Regions from separate parts of the Mus musculus genome. Here regions 1, 2, 3 and 5 are each linked to region 4. A link is a loop called in an ENCODE intact Hi-C map of the cell type or tissue named here. Cell type or tissue: left cerebral cortex. All regions are shown on one strand. Region 1 overlaps Magi3 (membrane associated guanylate kinase, WW and PDZ domain containing 3). Region 2 holds the start of Rsbn1 (rosbin, round spermatid basic protein 1). Region 3 holds the start of Phtf1 (putative homeodomain transcription factor 1). Region 4 has its middle 33 kb from the start of Gm38412. Region 5 overlaps Magi3 (membrane associated guanylate kinase, WW and PDZ domain containing 3).

Region 1 (5,000 bases), 340 kb before region 4:
AACCATTGGGAATGGTTAACTCTATAGTTTCCAAAGAGTTCTCCAGATACTTCAGACTTCTTGAATCTATATTTCTATTATCGCTGCTCAGGGCCGGCCATATTCTGCCCTGCTCTCCTTGATGCTGGGGTATAGAAAATACCTTATAGCACAGTCTCTTCCTCTCTGAAGGACCATGATGCTGTTGAACTATATAGTCCAGCATCTCCCACAAGAATGCCTGTCTGTTTGCACACCATGCTTCGACCTGCCTATACCTCTCTTCTTCTAATGATCTCAGGTTTTAGTCAGTAAATTCCTCTTTGTGGCTTCTGTGTAATTATGGTATGTCTGCATAATGTTTTATGCATTTATATGCTTTCTAGTACAACCAGATATTTAGACTCATTTATACTTTTATTGTCTCAGACCCGTTATCAGAATTTTCTCCACACAGATCTGGAATCTTTTAGTAAGAAGGGTATTTAAAGAACAGATGTGACCATTCAGTTTGCTAAATGCTACTAATGTATCATTGTTTCCAGGTTCAGGAAGGAATTTTTAGACATTTCAGTTTGTAAGCAGGCTAAGAAGTCCTATTAAGATCTGAAAGGCTGCAACTCCTTGCATTCTATGGACTAAAACTATTTAGATTGTAGGTTCTTTCTAGGACAAAATACCAAAGTATGGAGAAATGCAAACCCGAGATAATAAAGCAAACTAAAAGGCAACAAATGAGATGGGGCAGAGGACAGTAAGGAAGACAGTCTTAGAAGTACATCTTTATTTTTCCATAATGTATTTTATCAAGGTAAGAGAGAACTCGACATCTATAAAACTTAAAAGCATTATCCTGAGAAGTACTCGACAGAGTTAGAAGTAGAAACGATAATTAGCTGTGTAGCCTCCTTTATAACTGGTGTCCATTAGCTGAGTGCATTCCTTCCTCATTCCTAACATTTAGCCTTTCTGTTCTCTTGTGAGTTTTGTGGTGGGTAAGTGCATAAAATATATTCCAACAGTGAAAGTGTAAATACAGTTTGGAGCTACACAGCTTCCATTCCAAATGGCTATTCAAACTGTTTAGAAGTTCACTGAAATGTACAGACTCTGGGCCTGGTTAATTTGGGTGAATGATTTGTTTTTCAAGTTTTTTATAATACTCTTTTTTAAGTAGAGAGAAGAGAAAAAAATAATATTAGATGATGAGGAAAGGTGGAATGCAATTAAAAAGACACGTGCATCCTGATGGAGGATGGAAAGCCAATTGTGTTTACAGTTTCAACTCTGTTGTGTTTCTTCCTTTGTGTGGTGGGTCACTGAATACAGCTGCAGTTGAGTAGAAGTGTGTAAACTCTAACAAAGCTCCATGGCTGTAGGATGGCTATCCTAACTGAGCCAAGTTATTGACACACATTAAGTTAGGGACTGGGCAAGTGTTTGAGTGGCTATGTTAATCTGGCTGTATGATATGTTTATTTATGAGTTTTAATAAAGTGATGTTATAAAATAAATAAAATGCTATCCTGAGTTGTTCATCAGACATAATGGTAAGTTAAGTTACTTAAGAGGTAATGAAAATCAGATTGCTATAAAAATCTTTTTAAGCAAGGTTTTGTGCCAGGAACCAATTGGATAACTGCTTGCTATGGTTAACATAGTTGAGGAAAGAAAATAAGATGCCAAATTTAATATCTATCCAAATGAACAAAGTACAAAAGCCACAACCGCTAAAAACTTTTCTTGGGAAACCTAGCATAGAACAAGCTTTGAGCAATCATAATTAGAGAAGAAGAGGAGAAGGAGGACAAGAAGGAGAAGGAAGAATGAAGAAAGAAGAAGAAAGAAAAGAAAAAGAAGGAGGAATAGAAGAAAGCATGGGGATTGGTGGTAAGTCAAGGTTCTAAATTCTGTTATTTCACTCTTTATGTCTATGTAATGCTCTTTGTTGGGAGGGATGGAGGGACACTGAAGGAGAAGGGAAAATAAGCTAAGCAGGGAAAGGACCTAAGTATAGAGGAACTGTAATTTTGAAACCACAATGATTTGGTGAGAGACTGGTCATTATGTAAGAGTAAACAAAGAAAGGCAACCAAGAACTGCAGAATGAAAGGTAGTATCCAAAAGGATCTACAAATAAATTGAAAAGGAAAAGTGTAGTGGTTTGAGTGAGAATGGTCCCATAGGGCGCTGTACTTCACTGCTTGGTGTCCAGCTGGTGGAACTTTAGGGAAGAATTAAGAGGTGTGGCCTTGTTGAGAAAGTGTGTCATAGGGAGGGGGTTTGGTGATTCAAAAAGCCCAGGTTATTCAGACAATTCTTGCGTGCTCTCCCTCTCCCCTTCCCCTCCACCTCTAATTTGTGGATACATATAAGCTCTTAGCTACTGATCCAGCACCATGCCTCCTCCCTCTATGATGGTCACAGACTAACTCTGAAACAGTAAGTAACCCCCAATGAAAAGTTTTCTTGCATAAGTTGCCTTGATCATGTCTCTTCACAGCAGGGAATGTAACTAAGATACTAAATGTAACTAAAAGAATGCATTTATATGTGTTTGTTTGTTTGCTGCTTTTTATTCTTCCCCAGCCCATACTAACTAAAGCCAAAACTCAGTATGTATGATTTCTCAACAACAAAGCCCGCCAGTACATCAATATCCAGATTCTGTACTAAGACCTATAACTAAATAAAAATTCAAAATAGATTATACACAGAAGGAAATACTTGCTTTCCTTTCCTCACTGGGAAAGGGGTAGATTTTATAGTCAGTAATGTTTGAATTACTTGGTTTTAGTGCATAAGGCATTAGCTTTCAAATTTTACTTTTTGGAATAAAATCTAGTTAAGAACAGGTAAACAGGAGCTGTAGCAATGACGAGCATTGGCTGTCCTCCCCTGGATCCAAGTTTGAGCCCCAGCACACACATGACATGCCTAGTTCACAGCCATTTATAATGCTACTCCCAAGAGATCTGATGCCCTCTTCTGGCCTCAGAGGTCACTGCATGCATGTGATGCTCAGACACACATGCAGGAAAAAATTCATGCATATAAAATAATAGAAAATTAAACATTTTCAACAGAACAGGTAAGTACATATTTTTAAATTGTAGTCCTCACTTTGTTAGAAGTCACAATATGGAGGCTTCAATTTTTTTGTACTTAGAACTGAACACATACAAGCTTCAGGAGAATTTTCTTCACATTCAATTTTGTTTCATTCATGTCCCCAACATAATCTTCACAATTTCATACAAAAATACATATTTTTATATTTGTAAGCATGTTCATGTACCTCAATGCAGGAGAATATGAGTACATGTGTGTTGCTTGTGCGTGTGTGTGCATGCATGAGTGTTTGTGTGTTTGTACATGTGCACACAAAAAGTGTGGAAGTCAGAGGACGGCTTGTGGGAGTTTGTTCTCTAGTTCTACTAGGTGGGTTATGAAAAGCATGCTCAGACATGGCAGCCAGTACTTCTACCATTGCTCAAATCTTTTTAAAAAAACACTTCACTAAATTATTTCTAGATATTTAATTAAGTTTCATTTCTCTATGCCAACATGCACTTACATGGGATGGTTCTCAAATAGAGATTATCTCTGATGACTTGCTGTAGTTTGTGGTCAATTGATCCTTTCTGAAACTGAAGACTCAGGTAGTGTCGCAAATCTTTATTTATAACTTTGCCTACAAAAAAGAGAGAGGAAAAAACCCAAAATATATGAGATATTCATTAAAATATATAAAATAGTAATCAAATATTTTTAAATCCTTTGGTTAATAACAGGACATGGAAATCAGTACAAGAAGGTAAATAATACCGAATTACTATAAGTACTATAATTAAAATAAATGACTGTAATATAATTTGGGTATATTTTATGACACAGGAGAACATATAGAACAGAGAATATAATGAACATTCAAAGTAATTTCATTCAGTCTCATGGCTTTAAATAACATCATATCCTAAAAGCTTCAAATTCAGATCATATGTTCATCACTGCTATCTTTATTTAACTCCTACTTCACTCATACATTGCAGATGGCATGTCTGGAGATATCAGATAAGCACTTCAAATATCAGACAGACAAAACAAAACTCTTCCACCATCTACTCCAGTTTTCTCTCTCTTAGAACATAGCAGCACCACAGCTGGAAGAACAATCCCAAATCTAAAAGCCATCCTTGATTTCTCTCCACCTCTGTTTTCTAAGCCTATCAACAATTTTTGTCAGCTTTCAAATCATATACCATTGTCATCTATGGCATTCTAATCTAATCTACCACCATCATTTCTCATCTGGAAACACCCTTCTAATCAGCTTCCCTTTACTCATTGTGTCTCCTTTCTTCCTAGCCCTCACATAGTCACCAGAGTGAGATGTAAAACAGATGAGGTCATTTAGTATGTGTAAAAATGCCCCCATCCCCATGACTTTCTATTGCACTTGAAATAAAATCCAAAACAATGCTCAGGATGCAGCAGACCTTACATGTTCCAGCTTTGGCAAGCTCTAATTCTACTTAATTTATTCTTCACAAAAACAAAAACAAAAACAAAAAAACAAACCCACAACTGGTCCCTGGCAGAACAGTAGTCTACTTGTTGATTCCTAATACAGTGTGAATAAGTAAGACAGTCAAATGTTTTCTGTTATTTCTTTGGAAGTAGGAAATAGGAACAGTAAACAGAAGGTTGCAGAAATCTCAAAGCTATAATTTGCAACAAAGACTTAAGTTTAAATGAAAAAGCAGCGTAAACACTGTTTATTAGACAAGACTGTAGATAATTAGAAAAGATCAAGGCTCAGACAAACATTATCCCACTGCATGTCTAGTGGACTACATTGAGTTTTATTTGGAACAACATATTCACATTAAGGTTTCATAACAAAAGCTTACTATTGATCAGTTTATCCTTTTATCTACTATCCCATAAAACTGCATCTCTAATTTTTTTTGTTCTTTTCTACTACATATAAATACACAGAACCTACACAGCAACATAAC
Region 2 (5,000 bases), 530 kb before region 4:
CATTTAAACTTTAATTACTAAAATGCCTCCACAATCTATTACTAAATTGATCAAAAAGGGTGCTTAAAATTTTAATGTTATACTCTAAAATTCAAGTATTAATTTCTGTGTATAAAAATACCCATCTTCATTCAGTTTTATTTTTGTCCTCAGGTTTCGGAAATCGTTTTTCAAAACCCAAAGGACCAAGGAACCCGCCATCAGCTTGGAATATGTAACGCACCTCTGGATTTATAAGAATATTTGTTAAAATTGTACCTGCAGATAAAGCTACTTGAATACTGCTATAATAATAATATCAGTAATGAGGATATATTTTGTCAATAGTCTTGAAAAGGAAAGCAATATGTGACAAACTTCCAGCAAACTTGTATTTTCATATTCCTTATATTTCACTGGGAACTGCCAATAAAGTTTGTACTTCAGTTTATGCTTCAAAGTGTATTTACTTTTCACGTTTGAAAGTTATTATATTTTACTTTCTTTCTATATATGAATTTTCTTTAAATATAAATTTTTATTTTGAGATGATGTCTCCTCCTCCATAGCCTTTGGAGGGCTGTGGTAACAAGCACACAAGTCCAGCATAAACATTAATTTCAATAGAATTGTAAGAATTTGATCATAACGTTCTCTTTAAAATATTTTTATGTATACAAGTGTTTTTGCCTGCATGTATGTACAGCACCTGTGTGTAGTGCCCATCGAGGCCAGAAGAGAGAACCAAATCCCTTGAATTGGAATAACAGGTTGTGACTTGCTACGTGGGTTCTAAACCAGGGTCCTCTGCAAAAGTAGTTAAACGCACTTAATTCACCATCTGAGTTGTCTCTCCGACCCTTCAACTAAATTTATACACTGCCTTAATATTAAAAATAACTTTAAAAAATAGATTTTGCTATGCAGCCCTAGGCTGGCCTCAAACTATTGATCCTTCTCCAAGCTGCAGACCGCTGCTATTGCAAGCGTGCTCCATCACGACTGACTAAAGGTTTTAGTTAGAAAACAAAGCACTCCTTCCTTTGTGCTTGCAGTACTGCTTGTGAAAATGACTAAATGTCTAAACGGAGTGTATCTCCTCAATTTCCCCAATTGTTGCGTAAAAGAAGGAAAGATGATGTACAAATAACGGCAGTGATCACTTCTGTATTGCTATGAGGTGTCCAACTGTATGTATGTTTACCCAGTTATTCACTTACCAATTCAAGAAAAAAAAATCAACAGCGGTTACTTTTTGTTAGCACTTTAACTTTCTTTTTTGATAGTGTGTTCTTCATAGAAAAGGCCCTATAGATAAACGTGTCCACATAAAACGAATTTATGTTCACAACCATTTAAAGGTACTGGTGATTTGAAAATGTATTTCTATATGACTATGGATTCTTCTAAGTAAATTATATTTCAAATCTAGTTTTATACAGTAAATAATTTAATGGCTCTTTATTATTGTAAAGGGTTGGCTTTACTTTCCCTATCAGTTTAATATTTTTACTTATGAAAATACAGCCTAGCAACAGTATTATTTGCGCTTTAATACTTTTTGTTGGGAAACCCAAATGCTAGGGCAAATTGACCTGTATTGTTACTTGTTTATTGTAGTACAATGTATACCCAGTAGGTGTTCAAGAACTTCTCTATTTTAAACGATAACTTTTATTACAGAAGTTCACTCAGCCTAAGTTACTTCTCTGGGAACTAGTGGTGTTAAACCACAGTGTCTTTTATATGCCTAGTACATCATTGTAGTCGGTTATTTCCAAATAGCTTTCTCAAGGACTTAAATGCAATTCTAGGTAAAAAGCTAAAGTAATGAAACTCAAAACGGATTTCTGAGTAAACACCATCTCCTGGCGAACAGTGTCAGGTTGACAGCGCTTTTCACATTTGCAAATTTATATGTATGGGTTGAAAAAAAATTAAAAATTTCTATCGAGACATTTTTTTTTGTTGTTAACTATAGCTGTATGTTCAACAAAAATGCTGGATTCTACCTTTCCAAGAATTGGAGGGAAAAGTGACTCTGGCAAGGCGGAGCTGCGCTCAGGGAACGCCTAAGGCAACATTTGCACCTGCCTTGAGCCTGCAGCGGTCGCCACAGCAGTGCTATAGGAAATGCTTCAAAAAAATTTTTTTTTTCTTTTCTGAATAGCAGCTTTACAATGTTCTACAGCGAAACCGTCGTTTTACATATTCCGAAATTCTTTTCCTCCTGGTTTGTCAAGGGTAAACTGGAGATTCTTTTACCTCACAAAGGCTATGGGGAGAAATACGAAATTGAAAAGTCACTATGGAGACCACCTCCGGGCAAGATGAAGGAGGAACACTGGAAGTGGAGCGCCTGAACACACGGCGAGACTCTGAAAGCTATTAACATTGTTTGGGCGGTTAGGGCGGTTGGCGGCAACTCGCCGGAGGGCGGCAGTTGCGTGGCACCCCGAAGCGTGCCTAGGCGCACGCTCCCCTCCGCTCCTCCACTCAGAGAGCAAAGTGGGGGCGGAGGGGGAGGGGGAAGAACGCGAAGGGCGGTGGAACTACAACTCCCGCAAGGCCTTGCGCGTCCAGGGTGCTTTACAATAGAAGCTCGGTTGGCGAGGTCTGCGGAGAGGTGTCGGAACTGCCGTTTCCGGCATGTTCAGGTCTACGAGAACGACCGATCAGTGGAGGGTGGGGGAGAGACTCCAATGCCCAGCGGGCCATGCGCGGGCAGCGCTTGCGCGAACCGCGGACGGGGGGGCGGTCGGGCCATTTAAATGTGTGTTTGTGGGTGAAATGGCTGCGCAGGTCGGAGCGGTTCGCGTAGTACGGGCGGTGGCGGCGCAGGAGGAGCCGGACAAAGAAGGGAAGGAGAAACCCCATGTTGGGGTTTCGCCGCGGGGAGTGAAGCGGCAGCGCCGGGCGAGCAGCGGGGGTTCTCAGGAGAAGCGGGGGCGGCCGAGCCAGGACCCCCCTCTCGCTCCCCCTCATCGGCGGCGTCGTAGCCGCCAACATCCCGGGCCGCTGCCTCCAACGAATGCCGCCCCAACCGTCCCGGGCCCTGTTGAACCTCTGCTCCTGCCGCCTCCGCCGCCACCGTCGCTGGCACCCGCCGGGCCCACTGTCGCTGCCCCGCTCCCGGCCCCGGGCACCTCGGCCCTCTTCACCTTCTCGCCTCTGACGGTGAGCGCGGCCGGGCCCAAGCATAAGGGCCACAAGGAGCGGCACAAGCACCATCACCACCGCGGCTCCGATGGTGACCCCGGCGCCTGCGTTCCGGGCGATCTCAAGCACAAGGACAAGCAGGAAAACGGCGAAAGGAGCGGAGGGGTGCCTCTGATCAAGGCCCCCAAGAGAGGTGAGAGCAGGCGAACCGCTGGGGCTCGGGCTGTAGGTCTCAGTGCCCATATCCCGCCCCTTTAGGACTGAAAGACGCCGCTCTACTCCCCTGAGCCCACTGGAGTGGACTCGGGATTGCAGGCGGTTGCCACAGTTTGACCTACTTGAGGCTTCTCTCTGAGGCCGAGCTGTCAGTTTCCATCCCTGTTTGCAGTTCCCCCGGAGCCTTTGCAACATTTATTTTCAAATTCGGCAGGGTTTCCGCGCCGCGCAGTGCTTGGCATCGGATTAGTAGGTGGGGTACTAAAACCTCCCTTTCTGAAGTAAAGGCTTGTCACTGAAAGTCCCTTCTTGTTCTCTTGCTTGGAAATCTTTAGTTTTTCTCATTCCTGGCACCAGCATATTTACAGGTTTGACTCTGGGCTCTGAGTTTGAATTCTTAAAGAGGTTACACAACTACTGGTTGCCTTAGCTTCGGCGAGGTTAAAAAAATCATTTACGGTGTTTATTTTTCAGCTAGACGTAGTAAAAATAGTTTTTTAAAAAAAAATATTAGCCCTTTTAATTGTTAGTATGGTTTAGGATTGGTTCGAGGAAGGTTTTATCACCCTCTGAGTCTAGGAAGTATACCAACCGTATCTCTGAAGGGAAGGAAGCGTGCAGTAGGATGCAGATGCAGATGTAGATTCTAGTTTCATTTCATTTTGCCAGAGCACTGTTTGAGAATCTCTGCAATTCCAGCAGTCTTTAAAGGTTTTTCACATAGAAAAAGTAGGACTAAGAGTGCTTTTGAGATGAATTAGGTTGGCCAAAATTGGTGTCTTCTATTGCCAGATACTTGTAGCATGTATTTATATTCTTTATGGAAGAAATGAAGCAGGGTTTTGGTTATGCCATATTTATACTTTGTATATATTTATAACTTATAATAGTCATAATCAGTAAATACTAACACACTAATGTGTTCGAATACTGGGTAATTCCAGTTATTAACATGTTAGTCTTTGATTCTAAAATTTCGAGTGTCTTGGATTTTTCCCATATATTTACTCACAATGCTAACCAGTTTGTGTGTGTGTGTGTGTGTGTGTGTGTGTGTATGTTTAGGTGAAATAATAGGTTTTCACTTTTCCACTGGACAGAACTGCATCTATATTTTTCTTTGGTGGTATCCAGATACCATCTTTAGGAGTATAACTGTGGCAAACTGACTGGTATGCCAGTTTTCAAAATAATTGCATATTGGAGTAGCTTATATTTTTACCCTTTTTCCTCATACTCCCTGGTGTGTGTCCATACACAGCCACAGGGACATTTCAATAATCATTTTCTTTAAATTTGTGCTGTAGGAGAGAATACTAGTGTCCTTGGCATAAAGCTGAGACTCCTAAATGCTAGTTAAAGCTTTATCACTATTGGCAGTCTGCTTGGCTTTCTTTCCCTTGCTTCCTTTTCTCCACTCCTTTGCCTTGACAATTCTCATTCCAGAGGCAGTCAGTAAGCTGACTAGAAATGATCTGAGATCTCTCAGTTCCCCTTTATGGGGGAGGGTGGTGCTGACACGTGTAGTAATTCACAGTGTGCGCCCCGGAAGACTGTACAGGCCCCGTGTTCTTTTAAAATCAAAACCAATTCTGTAATGCTGATGAATAGAATTTTCTCAGATGATGCAAATATTCTATATCTAT
Region 3 (5,000 bases), 470 kb before region 4:
GAAAAGAGCTTATTTTAAATAATTTGCTAAACTTTAGGAAATGATATATCAGTCTTAACAGGCATAAAGATCTCACCTAATGACTTGAGAAACTTTTGCTTAGTGCTTTTTTTCCCCTGTATAAATATTGTCTAGAAGGAAAGTTAATATAGGAACAAGACTCCAAAATCCACGAAAATATGTTCCTAGTGAATATATCCTTTATCATTAATATTAGCCCATTATATTTTCATCTGTATTTGCCTTTTAAATTTATTTGCATCTATTAAAGATAATTAGGATTACTGAGTTTGTGTTTTTCTAATAAATCTGTTTCATCCTTTCAGTAGCACATGCCAGAGGCTCACATTTGTGCTAAGTTTCATGTTTCAAGACAGTCTGTAGCCGTATTTACTGGTCATGCAAGTAGAGGAGATACACATCACCAGTGTTTTTCTTAAGTGCATAAAGGACTTATCCTCGTCCTGGAAGTCTGTTGCTTTAAAAGCAAGTATCCATAAACATTATGGCCTTCCATTTAAAAAATCTCCATACATTTTTTAGGATCCACTTGTGCATGTAGTTGAGACCACCGTCTCTTAAAATATAGCACTTTTCAATTCTCTCTAAAGAAATACTTATGTAATACTATCACACGTTGTAAATTTTCATGTAATAGTGTTTTCTGTGACTAAACTTCATTTTGATTGGCAGCTAAGACTTTTTTTCCTGTGGCTTTAATTTATCTAAGAGGTCTTTGCATATAGATGAAATGTTTAATTTGCCTGGCGGACTATTTGCGTTTGTGTGGCCTTAGTTTGTTTATTGACATTAACAAGTGTTTTAAAAGGTTTTTAATGGATAGTCTTAAATCTCAAATTTGTGTGAATAATAATTCTTTTAACACAGTGCTTTTTTGTAGCTGTCTGAGTGTGTTAAATTGTTAAGCTATTTCTTTGTAAAGTAGGACAATGGAATGCATAGGTTTCTTTTTTTTCCTGTAAAGTATTTTTTTAATAAACAAAGTCTGATTTGTCCTTTACTGATGTTTCAAAATGAATAGCACATGGGAGTTGTCATTGCTGGCACCCTGTTTGTCGAGTACTAGTCTTCTCCACACACACATGCATCCATCTACTCACCTTCTTTTTGCCATTTTAGTTTTAAGCTTTAGAAGAAAATCATGGACTTTTCTTTGCCAAAGAAAAAGTCAGAGATACCCAGACTGAGGTACAACTAGTTTTGAAGAAAAATGAAGCTTTTATTTGTGATAGTTGTCCTTATTGCTGCTTAAAATTGGTTACCTGCATTTAGAGCAGCCGTAGGCTTGTGACGATGCATGGCATAATAATGAAGATGCTTACTTTTCAGATGTGGATGGAGTATGGGAGACAAGAGAATCCCTTTCCTCATTAAGTTTTGTGTGAACTCTGTAGTTGAAGTGCCTGTCCTGACAGCATTTAGGTCTTAGAAGGGTCTCAGTATTTCATCAGTTCTCATAGATAGGAGGGGGTTAATTATCTCCACAACACTGGTGAGAAAACAGACTTGTTAAGTCAATTTCCTAAAATGACAGTTCATTACTGGGAGCTGGGGCCTGAATGTTTTTTGGGGGGTTCAAAGCTTGGCCTTACACAGCAGCATCCTAATAAAACACTGAAAATTTTTACCAGGGTTCCTGAAAAATAATTTGCAGCTGTACCACCAATTCTATTCCTCAAAGTACAGCCACAGCCCAGAAAACCTCTCGTGTGTTTGGCAATGAAGCCAAATGCTTTTGTTATTAGTGTTAAATTTAGGTCTTAACAGTAATTTTTTGAGGTCATTTACCAAAATGAGTTGGTTGTTGCCTTGAGCTCCACTGTCCAGCAGCACTGAAGGGGCTGTTAAGGCTCAACAGCTTTTTATTTAACCCTGAACAGTTAAGGGGTATACAGTGGGGATCACTGCCAATGGGTGAGGCAATTTTTAAAAATAATTCCTATGGGTGTTAACATTTTAGTCGTTTCACAGTATGGATAACTTTCATTTGATGCTGTTTTAATGGCTGGAGACTGCCTAAGTGGTAACTATTACCCATTTTTAGCCTTACATCAACTAAATGCTTAGTGCCTAGGGCAAGAAAGGACTTAGCTTTTAATAAGTTCAAGACAGTGGCCCCTGGAAACAAACCACTAAGGTGCACACAAATGTGTAGAGACAAGAACAGCTTAGAAACCCTGTGGGTATACATATTTATATTTACATTAGAGTGCAGTTGCCCTTTCTCTGGACCTCTCTTTAAATCACTATAAACAGCCATTTTCTCCGATTTGGGGGAAGTCCCAGTGCAGTCCGAGCCCTGTGCATCCCCTTAGTGTTGTGTGGGCAGCAGAAAGCCTTTGTCCCAGAGCTGCCGAGAGCCGAAGGAGGAACCACTGGGCCACAGGCAGCCTGTCCGCGTTCCAGGCCGCGCAAATTCACCAACATTTGTCCATCCAACAAGAACGGAGAACTCGAGCGAAGGCTCGTGCCCTGCACTAGTCTCGTCCCCCCAAAGGAGACAAGGACATGAAGTAAACACCACGCTAAATGCTACAGACCCGCACAGGAACCTCTGGAACATCGGGACCAGCCTCCCGGGGACCGACGGGTACTGGGAGGGTCGTTTCTGAGGTGACTTTCCGTTAAGCGTCGAGGGTTACACGCGAGGCGGCTGTCGGCTTCTTCCTCCGGGCAGCCAGAGCGGCGGGAAGGCGGCCGGGGGCGGAGCCGGAAGGCGGAAGCGGCCGATCGCATCGAGAGCTTGTGGAGCTGCGGCCCGTCCCTCACGGAGGACGCGCGCCGTTGCTCCGGCCCGGGGCCGTCTGCTGGCTTCCAGCCGGGCACCCAGCCCTTGCGGGTGCCGAGGTGGCTGGCGAAGGCACCCTTCCCGCTTCCTTCTGCTCATTCCCCAGTTGGCTCCTGGCTTCTCCCATGGCCTGTTCTGTGGCCGCCTAGGTCGGGCGTCTGTGGCTGCAGGCTGCGCTCCTCCCGGCGCAGGACGCTGGGCTGCCTCCGGGGCAGGGCTGGCCGCCGCGGTCTCCATGGTAACGGCCAGGCGGACGGCCGGGCCTCTGGGGGAAGATGCGGCCTGCCGGGCCCGCCGCCTCGCCCCCGGCCTCTCGGTCCGGCGGGGGTCACTGAGCAGCGGGGGCCCGGCCGGCAGCCTGCCTGGCAGCGGGCACCAGGTGAGCCGGCCGCGGGGAGGCAGAGGGCGCGGGAGGCCAGCTCGGGTACTTGCTGTCCCCGCATCCATTCTTGTGCTGGGTGGTGCAGAGGCTTCTCGGATGCTGTTTCGCCTATTTCCCCCTCCCCCCACCTCTTTCTGGCGAACACCCTGAGTAAGAGCAGCTAGCTAATGGAGAGACTGAGAGAAGCAGATTTTAAGCCATACCCCCAAACGGGACAATGACCTGAAACAACTGGACTTACCGAGATATTTCCTTCGTTTTCAGTGAGATCCCATTTCTCTGGCTGGAGACACAGATGGCCTCAAATGAGAGAGATGCTATATCATGGTATCAGAAGAAGGTAACAACAGTAGTTTTTGTTTGTAAACCATACTCCCTGCAAAAAACTCCCTTAAAGAATATTGTTAACTTTCCTTAAGTTTGGTAATATCACATGTTCTTATATAACATCTCAACATAATTATAAAAAATGATGTGCAAAGTCATTATAAACACAGTTTTAGGTTCTAGGAAGTGAGCTGTAAGTCACCTTTCTCAAGGCAGCATACACGAACTACTACAATGCTTTGCTTTTGCAAATTATCAGTCTTTTAATTTTTTTTTTTTTTTATAAAGACAAGAATGAAATCCTTATCTGCATGGCTCAGATTGTTACTATCGTCTGATTGAGCTGCTCCTTACCTTTTCTTCCTCTCTGATTCCCATTGATGCTTTCTTCAGGGAGTGGAATTTTAGGTGATCTTTAGTGTAAAATATTTGGAGGGTTGCTTTTTTCACTTTTTAGATTCAGCCTTTTTTTTTTTTTCTTTCTTTTTTTTTAAAACATCCCTGGGGAATATGAACTTAATATGTAAGAAACCCACTTTCCAGATACCATATTTAATAGATTCATGGCCTTGTGAGGTTTGACTTAGATACAAAGATTGCCTTTGCATCATTTAAATAGCCTGCTCCTTGTTTCAGATTGGAGCATATGATCAGCAGATATGGGAAAAGTCAATCGAACAGACTCAGATTAAGGTAAATTGATTTCTTTGATTCTAGCTTTGTTACTGCTTTAAAGAGAAGAGAGGATCACACTTGCATTTATCCACCAAGTATGCATTCTTTTACCCTCCGAGTCTTACAAGGAAGCCGGCAGCGCATGGGTAATGATAGAGGACAGTCGATATGTGGCCTCAGCAGCAAATGTCCCAGGGAAATTGAAGAGTGGCTTCTTATTTCTGGTCAGCTTTTTACCATATGACAGTTCAGATCCAGTTTGCTAGTCTTTTATTGGAGAGAGGCTGAAAATAAACACATTTAACAAAAGAAATATCCACATTTATAAGGGGGTAGTAATCTTCTTCCTCTCTTCTTCTTTTTCTTCTTTTTCTTCTCTGTCTTCTTTGTCCTCTTTCTCCTCCTCCTCATAATCATTATCAACACTATACTATGCAAGCCAAATAAAATTTATATTTGGCCTACATCTAGTCTTTGCCCCCCATAAATACATACATACACACACACACACACATATATGTATGTATATGTGTATATATACACACACAGACACATATGTATATAGTATATATGTTTAACTCCTGGTTTAGAGGCACGTCTTGGTCTTTTAGGTTACCTAAGGGTAAGTTCCCTTAGGATTGAGCACCACTTTCAGTTTCTTCATGTTCACCAAATAACTGAAAACTGCTGTGTAATTTGGAATGCCAGTTGGTTGATTTGTAATAGTAGAGGTGAAGATTAAGTTTTAGTATCTAAGTCATCATATGGGAAAGAGAAACACTGGTGTCTGTACAAATTAGTCATTGA
Region 4 (5,000 bases):
ACCAAACCAAAACAAAACAAAAGCACCTACCCTAAAGGGCTGAAAGTGGCTCAGTTGGTAAGAGTGCTGGCCTAACTAACATGCACAATGTCCTGGGTTCGATCCTCAGCACCACATAAAACAAGTGTGGAGCCTGCAGAGCTAGAATCTCAGTACTGGGAAGTGAAGGCGGGAAGATCAGGTCAAGGTCATCTTGAGCTACATAGCAAGTTCCCCACCCACCTGAGCTATATAAACCAGGACGGGGGTGGGGTGGGGTGGGGAGAGCATTCTGAAGCCCGTTCTCTCCAGCTCTGTTTTCTCCTCCTCAGTCCTGCACATAGACCCAGTGAGCCGGCTGGTCTTGAGCCATAAGGAAAGGTACCTAAGAGGCTATGAAACAAATGATGAACTCCTCCACAGAACATGACTCCTGGGCAGGCAGCAACTGGAGACCCTGAACAGAGGCAAGGTTTTCAACCTGGCCTGAGCGATGGAACCCTGAGCGATGGAAAACGATGCTTCTGGCTGATAGCACGAAGCTATGGTTTCTTCTCTCCTACCCACCCCTTTCTGTTGCAGGCTGATCACATTTCCTTGGTGATTTCCATGCTTAGTCAGAAGACTTAAGGGATAGCTCTGCATTCCACAGGCTCTTGTCCAGATAACCTACTCTGTACTAATTAGTGTGATCATCCGCAAGGTCCCTTCCTTCCTGTCTGCCTCGAGTTTGTACGGAACAACTGCCATACACTATAGTAACTCCGCTGGACCCCTGGAGAGGCTGAAGATGAAGATGCCAGTGCCTCTGTCAGAAAAACAACACAAAACCCATCTGTTTCTAGTGGTTTCCTCTCTCACTTAGACCATGAGAACGTTGTAACTGAATGGGAGAGAGCCAAGAGTCTGGCAGCTGATCTGAGGGAATCTTACACAATTTTGATGAGACCCCCCCACACCCACCCCAGTGTGAACCAAACCAGTTCTCCAGTACAGGATAACTAGAGAGAGACAGCTGAGACATGGGGAGGGGCCTCAGTGGTCGCCTGCGCGCACACACACATTTGTCTGTGTATCAGCTCCTAAAATTGTAGTTAATACTGTTGTTATCATATTACCACTCAAACAGATATGAAGCAGGCATAAAGGGGCTAAATGACCCATGCAGCACCAGCCAGCAAGTAAAAGGTAGAGTTGGGACTGGAACCGAGTTAGTCAGTCTGCCTCAAGTCCCAAATGCCTGAAGCACGCACATTCAAACAAAAACCAAGGAAAGGGCTGGCCGGATATCCAATGGGGGCAGAATAGGTAAAAGCTACAAGGACACTCCCTGCCCCAGGGCATTCTCAGTGAGGAAAGGCGGCTTTTGATAAGTCAGAATGCCTATCCACCCCATGCTTTAAACGAGCTCTCATACACACCATTCATTCTGTTTCGACCATATTGTCACTTGTCCCCTTATAGACAGGTACTCCAGGGCCGAACCTGGAGAAGTTTCATAGTGTCTGCCAAGCACCGAGACTGGGTCCCCGGGTTTCTGCGTGCCGCTGTTCTTCTCCCTTTAGACATTAACTGCTGTAACTAGTGCTTCGCGGTGGCTCTAGTATCTGGGGTCCTGACCTCTAGAATGCAGTCCTGGGACACACTGCTCTTCCACCCAGCTTCCGTCTGTAAATATTTCTTCATGCTGGAAATGGTTCTGAGCACTCCTCAGTGCCAAGCTCTCGAACCACCAAGTTGAATTCAATGTTTGCCCAAGCCGCTCAGTATTTGCTAGTGGTGACAAGCATGGGAGGGACCTTCTCCGTGGACTGAGGGATGGCCCCAAACCTGCTCCTTTACCCTGGAAGTGGGAGCTGCAAATGAGATCACACAGGACAATCAATTTGTAAAAAAGCATAAGGTGAGAATGGGGTGTGGAGAGAGGGTGAGAAGAGGAGGGGGAAGGGAAACGATTCAAGGAAGAGAGAGGACACGGGCAAGACTGCAGCCTTGGATCAAAATGAAGACCTCTGAGGGCCAAGCTGCGAGCTCATCCTGGGCTAGGAGCCCAGAACAAGACTCCGGCCTCCGAGGACAAAGCCTGGAGCTCTGGCCTCTCCCTCCCAACAGGCCAAGCTGCCCTGGGCTTCATCCTGGCAGCGTTCTAGAACTTTTGAGCCATGCACCGCCCCGTACAGATTTTGAGTTACAGCCTGAGCCATGACAAAGGCCAGGCCTCTCGCCATTGTGCAACCGGAGAAGCCGGATTTCCTGTGAATCCCCTTACGTAAGGGTATCCCTGAGCAATGGTGGCCTGGGTAGCGCCCTCTGCCGCCATTCTCTGTGCTGAAGCGCCACCTGGAGGCCAGTTCTCGTTCAAACCGCTGTGTAGTAGAGCCTCCACAGAAGGAAACAAGAAGATGCCTTGGAACAAAAAGGCGCCTTTTGAAAGAGCCTCAACAGTTTCTTCACCCGCCCTTTATCTATTGCTGATGGGGTATTCAAGAGTTAAATGACAGGCTTCTTAAAGGGACAGGATTAGAGCCACAGTGATCTTGTCACTGCCTTTCTTAAATTCTAATATCTGGATCTGAAGAGCACACGTGAGGGGAAAACTGCAGTTTGCCCTGCATCTCGGATTCCAACCTCTTCATCCCCCTACTGCAAAATTCAGGTTAGACTAACTTGTGTAGAGAGCTTGGCAGTGAGCCGGCCCCTTCTCGGGAGAGCCTGGGATGCTGCAGAGGTTTTTTAATCAGCTGCCTGGCCCTGGGCATGAACACACACCCTGGATTACTCAACAAGTAGCTGGGGGCTGGGGGGGGGGGGGGGGCGGGGACTACAAAAATAATTGTTTAAATTGAGCTCCAAGTTATTTTAGCCTGAAGAAATTCTAAGCTAGATGGACCCAGGAAATAGGGAGTATTCAACATAAAGAAAAGGGGACCAGGCTTCCAAACTGAGAAAGGTTTTGTCTTGTTTTGCCTTTTTTGTTTTTTGGTTTTTTTTTTTGTTTTGTTTTGTTTGTTTTTTGTTTTGGGTAGGGAGGCAAGTAACCAAGCAAGCAAAACAACACAGAGAAAGGGGGGGCTTTCTTTTTCAGAATTTTATACTTATTCTTTTGGTAGGCCAGCAGTTTAGCTTCCTACAAGGACAAAAGACCCTGACATCTCAAGCAAATCCTTATCAGAAAGTGGAAAATGCTAGAGTTATCAGGAATATTCCATATCAAACCATATTACAGCATCATGGTAACAAAAACAGCATGTTACTAGCTCAAAAAGTGGCCCTGGCAATCAAGGGGCTCAAACAGAGGTCCCAGAAGTCACCCCACAAAGCTACAGTTCTCTATCTTTGGACAAAGGTATCAAAAACATACACTGGAGGAAAGAGACCTCTAAACACCTGTGCTGAGAAAACGATTTCCACAAGGAGAGGAAAGACTAAGACCCCCGTCTCCAACCCTGTGCAAAATCAACTCAAAGTGGATCTTAGAGCCAGACCTGAAGCAAAACACTTCAGGACACAGGCATAGAAGAAACTTTCTCAACAGTGCTCCAACTGTACAGCACACATTGCCAACAACCAACAACTAGACGTATAGGAAACTAAGACGTTCCTGTCCAGCAAAGAAAACAAGCACCAGCGCCTAGAGAATGGTAAGAAAATCTTTGCCTGCTACACATCTTTATATATACAGAACTGGGCAAATTAAACACCAGGAAAACAGATCACCCAGCAGAAAACAAGCTAACCGACTGGGCAGACAGTTCTCAAAGAAGGCATACAGATGGGTGATACCCAAGCACAACCAGAGAACAAGCCATGAACCAAGGCAAGCTCTGGTTATCAGAGCAGCAGTATGCAGTGCCTGGGTGCCCACAAAGGTGCCCACATCTTAATGCAGTCGCTGCTGTTACTCTCCAGACCAACAGTTCCAACAAGAGTCATGGTTGAACTTATTATAAGATAAAACGGTCACCCACCCACCTGGGGAACAACATGTAGCCTACTGGTTGGGTGAAGAACACAAAGAAAACAATGTCATTTATCCACGAACCCTCTCCCCTCCAAAATTAGACTTACAAAAGCTGAGCTAGGGTATAGTAGCACATGATTGTAAGCCTGAGGAGGGAAAATTGTGAATGCAAGGCAACCTGGACTGCTAAGATCCTACTAGACAAACACACAAACAAACCAACAAAATGCCAATGTGTTTGCTATCCTAGTAGAAATGAGTTCATTGGTGTCCACAGTGACCTTGTAGAATGAGGGTTATCATTACTGTCCTGCAGAAAAGAAAACAAAGGTTAAAAGAAATTTAGTAATTTAGCCTAAAATACCAGTAGCCATGATGTGAACTCAAGCATTCTGGCTCCAGAATATCTGTGGTCTTCCAAGATGCCACCTTGGAACAAAGCCAGCATGCTACGTACTGAAGAGAATATTCTGAGAAGCAGTTCAGTTTGCCACGGAGCACTGCGGGAGTTCATATGCAGTCATGGGGGCTGGACTACATAGGGGAATGTCTGGGCTAAAGAGGATCTTCAGTCAGAAATGATGCCCACTGGTAGTCTCAACACACATTGCATTTTGTAGAGGGCTCAAAAAGTCTCAACCCTTCACTTCCCATATCCTCATTTAAAGCAGCTGAGATCTCTGTCCTCTTTAAAATTCCATATGTGCATTTGTAATTATTGTTCTTTAAAAGAGCCTTTCCAGGGAGTTAAGAACCACTGGAAAAAACTGGGAGGAGGAGGGAGGACAGGACAAAACATTAGACGGGACAAGGACATTAGAGACTAAGTTGAGAATGGCTCAGTGTGCTTGAGACGATCTATAGGACTCCAAAGCTGAAAGGGTTCCTAAGTCAGGATGCGTGCCTGCTTCTTAAATATCAAGGGTGCCACCCAGACTCTCCAGTCAACAGCTTACCAAGATCGCAGTATGTGGGTCTATGTCAGAACCTCAGTCCCACTGACTCGTGGGCCAGTGCACTCTTTATTTCTTGAAGAGTGTCTTGTTTCCAAGCCAAATCC
Region 5 (5,000 bases), 420 kb before region 4:
TATCTTAGTGACAGCTGATGGGAACACAATGCATGATTTTATTTACTTGATAAAAATTCTGCATGAGCAAGTTTTATGTGGCTACCAGTCAGTATCTGAGCATTTGAAATCAAGCATTAAATTCACATTTTCCCACATCTGTAAGGCCCTGAGACTGATCCCTAGTATTGTAAAATAAATAAATAATAAAAAATCTAGGTTTTTGTTTTTGTTTATTTGTTTTTTTTTCCCAAAAGTTAAGCCCTAGAAAAGATGACATTTATGAATAGCCCTAAGTAACCCTGCAGAGTGGCACCTACGTAACAATCTGTAAGGGTGCTTTCAAGCAAGAGCTAATCCTGACTTAGTTTTCTAAAGCTGGTGCAGATGGCTGCTCGTCACTGAAGCTTTCCCGAGACAGTGGCCATCTTTTGTATTGCCAGCATATCCTATACATGAGTGAGGCTTTAGCTAAATGATATAACTTAGAGATTAAATTTTAAAGAAAAAAAATACATTAATATGAACACTTATTTAAACCAATTATTGGATTGTATATAGTAACAAATATAAAATCATTTTCCTGGAAAACAGAAAGCTAGGACTTGGAATAAGATACCACAGTGCTGTTGTCATTTACCAGAAGTGTCTATTTTAAAGGAAAATAAAAAATATGCTGAAATCTAACAGTAAGAAACGTGAATAAAGATGTTGGTTTTGAGATCCGTATCAAGGTGACATGTAACTGAGGGTATTTATTGACTTCAAACAGTGAGATATTACTGAATATTAAAACCCCAAATATTTGTAAGATACTCAGATAATGTGTACGTAATGTGACAGCAGAGACTCAGTAAGGAGATGATGGGGATGGGCCGGAGAGACTGCTCAGCAATTACATCACTGCTGCTTTTCCAGAGGACCTGGGTTCAATTTCCAGCACCTACATAGCAGCTCACAGCCTTCTTTAATGCCAGTTCCTGAGGACCAGACACATCTTTCTGGCCTCTGTGGGCCAGATAAATACGTACATGTGTATGTACATACATACATACATACATACATACATACATACATACATTTGGGCAAAACACCATAAAACACAAAAATCCAACCCCCCCCCCCATATCAAAACTAATGCTTTCTATCTATTGACGAGACAGGAAGCTGTACTGTGGGGTCCAGGTATGTGGCTTTACTTTTTTCTAGATCAGCAGTCTCTCATTTTCTTCACCTGTTATATGAAAACCAGAGTCCTACCTCCTAGGGTTGTGGGAGAGTCAGTGCTATGCAATATGACTACACACCAGCCACAGATAAGTGCTGGTTGGAAATACTGTTGGAAACAATCTTTTATGCCAGATGTTGGGGTTCTGTTGTTTTAAAAGTGAGCTCCCATCTCGTAGGCATTCTCTGTCTCCCTGCCATAGGACTAGAGTTCTCCACCATCTAGACTGTCCTGGCCTGGGATTTCTTCACAGGATCCAGACGTGTAAGAATTACATTTCTTCTCTTTATAGATTTCCCAGTCTCAGGTATTCAGTAATGGTAACAAGCAGACAAAAACAATTATGTAAAGTGAAAAAAAAAACAAGCAGAGTAAGACAATAAAGATTACAGGTCAGGAGATAGTAAGAAAGGTAATTAACAAAGCCCTTATTGTCCAAAATAAGTGGGAAAAAAGCCCCTTTGGTAGGTGATAAAAGAATCATTTCCCTGAGGAATTATGAACAACAAAGTAGGAAAGTAATTCCGACAGAAATGAAAATCAGTGTGAGCATGGCTGGTTCATCCTGGGAGAGAGAGCATAGTTTCAGTCACACTCTTTCTCTTATAGCCACAAACCTATATATTTTAATATAAATACAATGTAAATAAAACATGTAATTGAACAGGCTCGCCACCAGGTGTCATTTTTACCTTTAAAATAAAATGGGAAGGCAAGGGAAGTGGAACTTTGGGTTTCTGTTAGGCTGGCAGGGCTCTGTAGAAACCAAAGGGAACACTTCTCTCGGCAGAGGCAAGGGACCATTTTTGCTGTGATTTTCAGTTACTATAACAATGTTAATAAAACGGTAAAAATATGTTTGAAAAGTTGAGCACTAGTGTTGTAAGGTTGAGAAAGTCTGTGACGGAACAGCACAGAGTGAACGCTCGTCTTTCTAATAACTGTAACGGGTGGCAGGGCCAGAGGCTTCTGCCTCTGTAGGGATCTAAGTAGAAAACCTCCCTGGGCTTATTATGTCTTAGAAGAAAATGTAAAATAAAAGTCGTTTTATCCTGCTGTCTCAGGACCTGTACTAAGATGGAAGAGATTTGATTTACCGACCCATCGGCCCTGCACTGACTGCTCTTCTGGACACAGAGAAGCCATCAGGCTCTGAACCCTGGCTAGCTGGGGAAGCACAATGGTGGCATGCGGCTGCAGAAACCCGTTTCCTGTGTAAGGGGTTTCTGCATTCCCTCTAAAGCAGTTCCTTCTAGAACTTTCCAGCCTAGAGGCAGAAGCAGAGGTTGCAAACAAAGGTCAACTCACGTGAATCCTGCCGTCTTTGATGGCGGGCCCGTCCTCGGCCAGGCGCAGGATGAACAGCCCCATGTTGTACTCCTTCCCTCCGCGGAGGCTGAACCCAAAGCCTCGAGGGCCTCTCTCCAGCTCCACAGGGTAACAGCCAAGGCTCTGGGGGAAGGAAGCATCATGACAGAGTGCTCTCACGCACTGCTTCTGATGTGTCCTGAAGAGAATCTGCTTTATAGCTGAGGGAAATAGTGTATACTCTTGATACAGTTCTAAGTGGCAAGAAAGGAATGCTAGCTGGGGCTGCTACTTAACTGTCATAAATTCAAATAGATTCATTTGAAGATTATGCCTTCTTATAGTCAGTCAATGTTCAGCAGAACAATTAAGAGAACAGAATTTTTGAAAGTACCCACTTTACGGAGATTTTTTACAAATTTTCCTGAAAAGCAAGCAAAAGCTCCCCCCATTTAATTAGCTACAACTATGCACTTGTGCATACTTAACCTCGATTCTGACTTCTCTGTTTGTATGGTGTAGTGAATGACAACCACATTACCAGTCCTGTAAAAATTAGTAATTTTGGAAGCAAATGTATCCGAACAGATTCGCAACAAAACACCAATGTTCAGTGATTCAGCAACCCAAAAAATCAACATCAGGGTGTCTGTGTTTACCTGATTGTGCCGACTGCCCACAACTGAAATCACTGCAGTGTCAGGCTGTGCAAGGTGCTTATGGTCAGACCAGGAATGTCTGTAAGAACTGCAGACATCTCTCCCAATTTCACCTTCTAGGGCAATTCTGTGAGAGAAACCAAGTTATGTTCTGCACTGAGAAAATGAGAAACAGTCTGAAAAGAAAAGCAGATCAACTCCTCTCAAGGCTGAGCCTTACCATCCTCTATCCTGACAAGCTGCTGTAAACAGACTATCTCTAGAACCCGAATTGCTAGGAAAAAAGACTGCTCCTTCTCTCCAGGGTCGGTTAAACACTGAACCCCATCCCCTTCCTTCAGTGGAATTTAATGGAGTTGCTCTCAAAGAAAGCTGCACTCAAAAATAACTGAACTGGGGGCAGACACTGTGACCTTGTCACCATGAGAAATGGACCTTCCGAAGCCCCAAGGCCTGGGAAGATGCTGAATTTCTGGGAACCTAGTTTTCTTTTATGAATAATATTTTTAACAGAGGAAAAATATCTTCAAATTACTGCCCAAGTGTAAGGCAGTTTGAGAAGACTGACTCAGGTGGGGCTGGGCTCCCCTACTAAAGTCTTACCAGAGAAGTAGGCTAGGTGCTGCCTCAGGGCTGCCTATCACCTTTGTGCCTAGCATGGAGGCTGGGAAGTGGGGTGAGGGTGTGAAAGGGCGGCAGGCACTGGGAAGGACCGCGAGGATGAGATACCCAACAGCTTTCTTCCAGACTTGGCTATCTGGCTTGTGCATTACTGCCTGGGAGTGGGATAGTGAAAAGCAGGAAGATGAGAAAACCCAAAACCTGAGAATAGCCACACCTGTCCCCAGGTATGTGGTTGGCTTGTGCTTGTCCCATGGGCCTGTGCTGTAGTGCTGGGCTCTGCCTGGCTGAGTTTGTTCCTGATGGTGGACCATGATGCTCTGTTTAAGTGAAAAAACAACAGAAATCAGAATCTGTACATGAAAACATGAAGACCAAGTGGATCTTAAAGTAAACAACAGTGATGGTTACAGTTCCCATCTTTAGGGCTTCCACAGAACTGCACTGTTATTTTTTGGAATTGGAACAGTGATACTCTCCTCCTCTGGCTTTAAGTAACATTTATGTTTTAAGAGAACAGCAGCCATTTTTTATTTCACATTTTCACCCCTGTCTTTTCCATACCGTGGAAACCAGAACCACACACGTCAGTCATATCTGTGTAGAGGACAGAGCTCGAGGCTACTCAGTTCTAGGTCTCCAGAGCACAGACGGTTTTCCTTCCTGACAGTTCTAAGTCTCAGGATGTTGGAGCACGAGGCCACCCTGCAAACTGTACACATCTGGAACTTGCATTTCTACAGAGGAAGTTATTCTGCCTGGCACTTAGCATCAAAGATCACAAAGTCATCCAGAGAGTTGTGTGTGTGTGTGTGTGAGTGTGAATGATTGGACTGTAAAACCCATTCAGCAAGAGGGAAAGGAAACCATGCGTTGTACTAGAAACCTAGCTAACTACTCTGTGCTATTGAAGTCAGGGTTATTAAGAAGAATCTACAGTCATTGATTTACTAAATCAGAACAATCACCAACAATCATCTAAACATTTGTCCTTATACCCACAGATAAATATAGTCTTTACACCTCATCAAAGAAATGTCTCTTTGCAACAAATGGAGGCCACTACAACCACAGTAAACCACAATCAATCAAAATGCAGAGCTGTGGAGCCCAGCACCTGTGGATGCATCTACAAAACATCCTCTCACCAAAGACTCAGAGAACATTGTGGAAAGGGGGTGGAGAGTTTGTAAGATCCAGAGGAT

The links. Hi-C counts contacts between places; a loop is a spot of excess contacts. Peaks named below come from ENCODE experiments on the same cell type or tissue, not always from the same donor. Only the 100,000 strongest peaks of a DNase experiment are listed, where the experiment ranks them.
Region 1: it touches region 4 in a loop (2.5-fold over the local background); 20 of 42 quality-filtered maps call a loop at or near these places.
Region 2: it touches region 4 in a loop (2.1-fold over the local background); 9 of 42 quality-filtered maps call a loop at or near these places.
Region 3: it touches region 4 in a loop (3-fold over the local background); 3 of 42 quality-filtered maps call a loop at or near these places.
Region 5: a loop joins it to region 4, with 4 times the contacts of the local background. A loop is called at or near these places in 31 of 42 quality-filtered maps.

The regions. Positions count from the first base shown.
Region 1 is chr3:104,102,175-104,107,174 of GRCm38, forward strand. It overlaps Magi3 (membrane associated guanylate kinase, WW and PDZ domain containing 3), which reads right to left. Exons shown (of 21, transcript NM_001159354.1): 2 at 3,557-3,673. Among named protein-coding and RNA genes, the nearest start is that of Magi3, 120 kb to the right of the region's middle. In left cerebral cortex, a CTCF peak has its summit at 2,973 (motif pointing left); a DNase peak (open chromatin) is centred at 2,967.
Region 2 is chr3:103,911,823-103,916,822 of GRCm38, forward strand. It overlaps Ptpn22 (protein tyrosine phosphatase, non-receptor type 22 (lymphoid)), which reads left to right. Exons shown (of 21, transcript NM_008979.2): 21 at 154-430. The coding sequence ends at 218. It overlaps Rsbn1 (rosbin, round spermatid basic protein 1), which reads left to right and starts at 2,298. Exons shown (of 8, transcript NM_001356556.1): 1 at 2,298-3,331. The coding sequence starts at 2,629. In left cerebral cortex, CTCF peaks have their summits at 1,594 and 2,442; DNase peaks (open chromatin) are centred at 2,603, 3,267, 3,497, 3,976 and 1 more place; H3K4me3 peaks cover 3,290 bases; H3K27ac peaks cover 1,978 bases.
Region 3 is chr3:103,965,600-103,970,599 of GRCm38, forward strand. Rsbn1 (rosbin, round spermatid basic protein 1) reads left to right here. Exons shown (of 8, transcript NM_001356556.1): 8 at 1-1,037. It overlaps Phtf1 (putative homeodomain transcription factor 1), which reads left to right and starts at 2,659. Exons shown (of 19, transcript NM_013629.2): 1 at 2,659-3,188; 2 at 3,456-3,531; 3 at 4,155-4,211. The coding sequence starts at 3,487. Phtf1os (putative homeodomain transcription factor 1, opposite strand) reads right to left here and starts at 2,717. Exons shown (of 1, transcript NR_030676.1): 1 at 1-2,717. In left cerebral cortex, no CTCF peak of the experiment used is centred here; DNase peaks (open chromatin) are centred at 2,746, 2,981 and 3,294; H3K4me3 peaks cover 2,206 bases; H3K27ac peaks cover 1,705 bases.
Region 4 is chr3:104,439,900-104,444,899 of GRCm38, forward strand. No RefSeq gene overlaps it. Among named protein-coding and RNA genes, the nearest start is that of Gm38412, 33 kb to the left of the region's middle. In left cerebral cortex, CTCF peaks have their summits at 2,322 (motif pointing left) and 2,523; a DNase peak (open chromatin) is centred at 2,297; H3K4me3 peaks cover 397 bases; H3K27ac peaks cover 422 bases.
Region 5 is chr3:104,017,763-104,022,762 of GRCm38, forward strand. Magi3 (membrane associated guanylate kinase, WW and PDZ domain containing 3) reads right to left here. Exons shown (of 21, transcript NM_001159354.1): 17 at 4,013-4,115; 18 at 3,175-3,301; 19 at 2,516-2,659. Among named protein-coding and RNA genes, the nearest start is that of Phtf1os, 52 kb to the left of the region's middle. In left cerebral cortex, a CTCF peak has its summit at 1,884 (motif pointing right); a DNase peak (open chromatin) is centred at 1,954.